Regions from separate parts of the Homo sapiens genome. Here region 1 is linked to region 2. A link is a loop called in an ENCODE intact Hi-C map of the cell type or tissue named here. Cell type or tissue: heart left ventricle. All regions are shown on one strand. Each heading gives the region's core, and the rest is flanking DNA. Links, peaks and the distances in the headings are about the cores only. Region 1 holds the start of LOC124901657 (a long non-coding RNA gene). Region 2 overlaps ZNF736 (zinc finger protein 736).

Region 1 (2,914 bases), core at 140-2,639, 250 kb after region 2:
TCCCCATGAATTGGAACACACAGCCCCCAGGGCCTCCCACCCCCTCCCTAGAATCCCTCCCCAGTCCCACCCCATCCCCTGGACCCTGGGAATGGAAGACAACGTGGGATGGGGCCCATGCCCCCGTCTGAGGTACAGTCACTGAGCCTTGCCCTCTCCTCTTCTCCACCAGACTCTGAGTGGTGTGGTTTGGGGTGGGTGTTTATATAGAGGGTCTCGTGGGAGTCGGAGTTGGTGACATGGCATCTTTATCTGGGCTCAGGATGTCTGTGTGATGCCTCTCTGTCCCCCACTTTGTGTGGTGTGGTGTACCAGGGCGGAGTATTCCTACAATCAGAGCTGAGGCTGCAGCCTCTCAGCGTCCCTTCCTGACAACAGATGCCTACCCAGGGGGAAATACAGCTAGTCACCAGCTACAGGACAGCTGGAGCCAGGGGGCTATTGCTGGTCACAGTCGCTGGTGTGTGTGTGTGTGGTGTGTCTGAGTGTGTGTGAGGGCGGTCAGGTAGCCTTTGGGAAGTACAGTTGGTGGAGAGGCCAGGAAGTGATAGACCAGCAAGCCCACACCTGTGGGCCAGCTGCAAAGGCCCCAGGGGCAGCTGGCTGGTTCCGCAGGTGGGGAAATCAAGGCCAAGGGGAGTGGTGGCAGGGGTAAGGCAAAGCACTGAAACAGACAGGTGACTCCTGCCACCAGTCTGACAGTTGGATGGAAGCACCGATTGGCCCAAGAGGGGGCCAGAAAATCCAGGGTGGGTAGGGACAGGAAAAGTGGGAAGGTCTCAGGCCACTGAGCCAGCGATGGAGCCTCTGGCTACAGGAAGCTGGTGGTTGACAGCAGGGAAGCCCAGAACCCAGATGGAGGTCCCCCACTTACTCGCAAAGGCTGAATGACAGCTTGACAGGTGAGTGCGATGCCCCTCCCCACTCCCAACCTGCCAGGAGTTGTCCTTTCGACAGGGGGAGGGGTCAGTGTGCCTGCATATATTGGGGAAGCAGGGAGCCTGGTAAGCCTCTCTTCACAGCTTCCACTGCAGAGCCTCATACCTACCTCCAGCCAGAGGTGAGAGGCAGTAGGGTTGGGGACAGTGGACATGGGGGTTTCGGGGGTGGGAGGACGGTTGAGTCCCTTCCCCCAGCCCACCCACACACACACACACAGAGACACAGACACCTACACACGCATGCAGGCTTACACTCACACACCCACACCCACACAAGCCTGTTGACAGCCTGAGCTAAGAGAGAGGGGTATGGGGTGGCGGGAGTGGGTCACAATCGGAAACGTGAACGGGTAGCGAGAATGGCTGTAGAAAGATACATAATTTTGCGTTACCCCTCACAGTGATGGGTTCTCTAAAGATCTTTCTTCCTCTGCCTCCTCCTCTTTCTCCTCTTCTCTTCTTCCTTGGTGGCCGAGAGCCCTTCTGCCCCCACGAGACCCAGGGCTCTTGCTCCCCCTTTTCTCTCACTCTTGGCCTGAGGCCCCCTGCAGGGGGAGGCGAGCTCCACTGGGTTGCGCCTACATTCTCCACCACAGCCAGCCCAGGGCGGAGAGGAGGGCCAGGGGCCCTGGGGGCCTCGGGGCTGAGTTCTCCAGGGATCCTGGGCACAGGAGCCGCATGGAGGCGCTGGACGCTCCCAGCCGGTTGGCGGCGCAACACGTATAGTTGCCGTAATGCCGGGCGCTCATGTTGGCAAAGAGAAGCATCGAGCGAGTGCGCTCCATCTGCACCTTCAGGCCCTCGGCCGTGCCGCTGCTCAGTAGTCTGTCATCCTTATACCACTGGAAATCCGCGGGGGAAACCGCCATGGCTTCGCAGCGCAGTAGGCGGCCCGGCCCAGCGCGGTGCGGGCGCTGGTCACGTCCGTGATGGTCGGAGGATAGTTGACTGTGACCAGCACGCGGCGGCTGTCGGGCGCCGAGTTAACCCCGTTGTGAGTCACGCACTCATACTCCCCGGCCTGGCCCCGCAGGATGTCAGAGATCTCCAGGATCTCTCCCTCCGAGGTGAAGCCGTCTCGGAGCTGTCTCCAGGTGACCGTGGGCTCTGGCCGCCCCACGGCCAGGCAAAGCAGGTTCACATTACCTCCCTCATTCACCATCACAGGCGACGAGATGTTCACAACGCGGGCAGGGACGTGGACAATGAGGTAGACCTGAGTGGTGTACGGCTGGTGGCGGGTCTGGAAGGAGCAGGTGTAGAGGCCCTCGTCGCCGAGCCCCACCTCGGTGACGAGGATGGAGAACTCCTCGGGGGTGTTGATGAGCAGCCGCACCCGCGGGTCCCTGGTCCTGCGGTCGTTGCCGGCGTACAGGATGTTGGAGCGGTTCAGCCAGGCCACGCGGGTCACATGCTCGTCCATGAAGCAGCTGAGGGTGGCGTTGTCACCTTCACACACTGTGTAGTTGTCGGCAGGAGAGTTGAACTCCAGCCTCTGGGAGAGCAGCCCCCGGCTGATGACGGCCAAGCCGGCCAGGGCGGCGGCGGCGAGAAGCCGGAGCCGGGCCCCGGGCGCAGCGGGGGGCATCGCGGCAGAGGCGGCACGGAGGGGGAGGGGAAAGGGGGGGCCGGTCCGGGGCGCGCGAGGCCTGGGGGGAGAGGGGCAAGGGGGAGGGGGAAGGGGGAGGGGGACCCCGCCTGCGGCTGCACCGGCCCGGGGTCGGGGGAGGGGGCTGGGGGGCGCGATCCATAATTTTTAAAATCAAACAAAAGTGGCTTTAGTGTGTTTAAATTGTTGTGCATTGAATGAAGTATATCCTGTCACCATCTGTAACCTATCCCACCTTAATCAAGGCTGCAGGTAACAAATGGTAATAATACATTATTGGGTAACATAGTAAAATGACATCTCTAGTAATCCCTTTTCCCAGTGCCTTTAAACTTCAAATAATTTGAAGAATGTTGTTCTCATA
Region 2 (2,914 bases), core at 204-2,703:
TCCCAAGTGCTGGGATTGCAGGTGTGAGCCACTACGCTCAGACAAAAACATTTCTTTACTTGTCTTTTTCTTTCTAAAATTTATCTTTTTCTTTCTAAAATTTACATCAAGAAGGAATTTTGGAGATGGGGCATTTTTGTTTACTGGAGGCCTAGGGTAATCACTATTCAAAGCTGTTTCTCTTTGAAATTTTTCAGTAAATAGTTTTCTTTTTTCCAAACCACAGTATATGGTTTTATTTAGTTCCAGAGAGAAGACTAAACAAACAAAACAACAAAAGTTTCTATTACACTCTAAATATAAACTGAAATTTTAAATTAAAGGGATACCTGAACTAGTGACTAAAAACCAACACAAACATTCATGAGGCCAAATCCAAGAAATCCTGTATGACTTTAAAACTTCAGAGAAATAACAAAAAAATTGTAGCTCTTCTGTAATCAAAACTTCTCCTAAGAACAGCTTACTGCAAGTGGGTTGCAATCTATATTTTCAGGCCACATTTTTTAGTATCTCAGCTTCTCAGTTTACCATCTACCCACAAAGGCCAGACACAAGATTTTAAGAAATGGTTGGTAAAACAGGAGAATGAAAGCTGTCTATGGGAGTAGACAAGTTTACAAATGTGGACTCCAGAAGGTCAAGAGCAAAAATCAAATAATAAAAACAAATACATTAGTAATTAATTATTATGTATGTAATGTTTTTTTGCCTAAGCTAGAGATAATTCATTGAGAAATAAAATTTTGAGGTTTGGTCTAAAAAAACTTCAATTTTTTTTTCTCCAATTTGATCTCAGCTAGAATGCTGTTTTGCTAATTCTCTGGATGTTAACATTTCAAATACATGGTAAGATTTACATCTCCGAGAGACTGAGAAAAGACTGGAAAAAGTTAAAGTATGTATTGTAAATCCTGCAGCAATCAAACAGGCATTTTGAACATTTAAAAGGTTTTTTTTTGAGGAAGTGAAAGAGCCCTCTTAAAATGTACTTTGAAATCTCTTATTAGAATGTAGCCAGGCAAAACAGAAAGAAGGCCTTTCATTAAATTTCATTCTAAAACCTGCCGTTTCCAATTGTGCATGGAAATATATTAATTTAGAAATGTCATAAGACCTTCATTTTTGTCATTGCATTTTGGGGTCATCTGAAGTCATGTCGGTACATTTACCCAGGCATTTGCAAGATGAAGCTCCATAGGTATTATACATAAGTTCAGCTTATGTTTCTAAGGCATGTTACCTAGAAGGAAAAGAATGGTTTTGATGATCAGTTTTCCATAATTTAGAAACTTTTCAAAGGTGATCATGGCCAGAGCAGTGTACCAGGTCTAAGTGTGCTGTGTATGAGCATCACTCCTCAAGGTGTCACCCAAGAGTTGCTGATTATAGTGCTGGGTGAGCAATGCTTATGTTTACTTCCAGCTTAGTTAAAAGTCTCTGCAGGTGTTTTTCTTTTGGGAGGACCCTGTGAGACTGGTACAAAGCATTGAAAATCATCCTAACACCTCTACAAAGTCTCTAGTTGCCTAGAGCACCCAAATGAGTCAGTTAAAGAAATTGCCTTTTATCTTTGGGATGAGAGAATTCACTCCCATGCACCTTTTGCTTTGAAGGTCCCAAAAAGTCAAGTTCAAATTAGAAGCAATAGAAAACAGCTGTGTTTTTTAAAGCATGTTACCTAATTTTAGAACAAAAGAAGTAAAACCACCAGGGCTAGACTGCCAGTATTATGACCCAGATTTTCTGTCTTGAGACAGTAGCAGAGAAAGCAGTTAAAAATATTGAAATTAAAATCTCCTGACTTTAGCCAAAAATGGAAATATTTTTTCTAGAAAGTGAGGGTTGAAAAGAACAGCTCAAGCAAAGTCTTGACCTCATGAAATAGTAGGGAGATCTGAATTCAGGAGGACTCACCCCTTACACTCAACAATGTACTGGGAGCTGGAAGAATACAAGGGGTTCTCATTGACTAGTTTCTGAGTTCAAGAGGGATGTTGGATGGTTGGGGGTGTCCCTCTGAATCCTGCTCACAGCACCAGAAATATCAATCCAAAGGAAGAAGCAGGGGCAAAAAAATAAAATTTTAAAGAATTTACTTCAGCCAAGGTGAGGACAGCTGCCTGGAAGACTCAGATGCATGTTACCTAAGATATGAACTTTGGCCTTTTTAATACGGTTTATAAAGTAAGAAGCAGAATAAGTAGTCAGCCATTGTCAGGAATTCTCGTTAGTTTGCAGAAATAACATTGATTAGTGATAAGCTGTATGTTGTTGAACTACAGTCTGAATTTAGCAATGAAATAGCTGGATCATATAATTCTATGTTCTAAACATAGAAGAAGGTACATTTTATGGTTTTTTTTTTCCAAGAAATGTCCACATTGTTTTTTATAGTGGCTACACCATTTTACATTTGCACCAGGAGTTAAAAATCATTCTAATTTCTCCCTCTTCTTTTTACCGCTTGTTCTTTTAGGGATTATGCTGTTGTTTTTCATATAATAGCCATTCTCATGTGTGTGAAGTGGTATCTCAATATGATAGAACATCAATTTTTATATTTATTTTATAAAGTTTTATTTTTTATGCTGCCACTATGCTAAATCTTGGTATTTGTCAAATCTCTTGAGTTTCTAGGTATAGTATATCATCTACAAATAGAAATTATGTTTTTATTTTTTTCCTTTGGGAATCATGTTTGATAATGCTATGTACAATATGCCAAGCACTGTTCTAAGAAGTGTTAAGATAGTAACATCAAAATACATTGTGAGCAGGAGTGAAGATACAGACATTTCTAAAATTACGGCTGAGAATGTGACAAAAGACATCTAATAGAGAAGAAAGTTCGCTTTAAAAAGGACCTGAAACTTATTCTCACAATTAAAAAGTCAACTTTTATAAGTTACAC

What was found. Hi-C counts contacts between places; a loop is a spot of excess contacts. Peaks named below come from ENCODE experiments on the same cell type or tissue, not always from the same donor. Only the 100,000 strongest peaks of a DNase experiment are listed, where the experiment ranks them.
Region 1: it touches region 2 in a loop (5-fold over the local background); 21 of 110 quality-filtered maps call a loop at or near these places.

What each region holds. Positions count from the first base shown.
Region 1 is chr7:64,567,909-64,570,822 of GRCh38, forward strand. It overlaps LOC124901657 (a long non-coding RNA gene), which reads left to right and starts at 767. Exons shown (of 2, transcript XR_007060357.1): 1 at 767-1,060. It also overlaps the pseudogene LOC100129293. In heart left ventricle, for the core only: a CTCF peak has its summit at 1,621; DNase peaks (open chromatin) are centred at 1,720 and 2,314; H3K4me3 peaks cover 1,296 bases.
Region 2 is chr7:64,319,751-64,322,664 of GRCh38, forward strand. All of the region lies in intron 1 of ZNF736 (zinc finger protein 736), which reads left to right. Among named protein-coding and RNA genes, the nearest start is that of ZNF736, 7.2 kb to the left of the region's middle. In heart left ventricle, for the core only: a CTCF peak has its summit at 1,365; no DNase peak of the experiment used is centred there.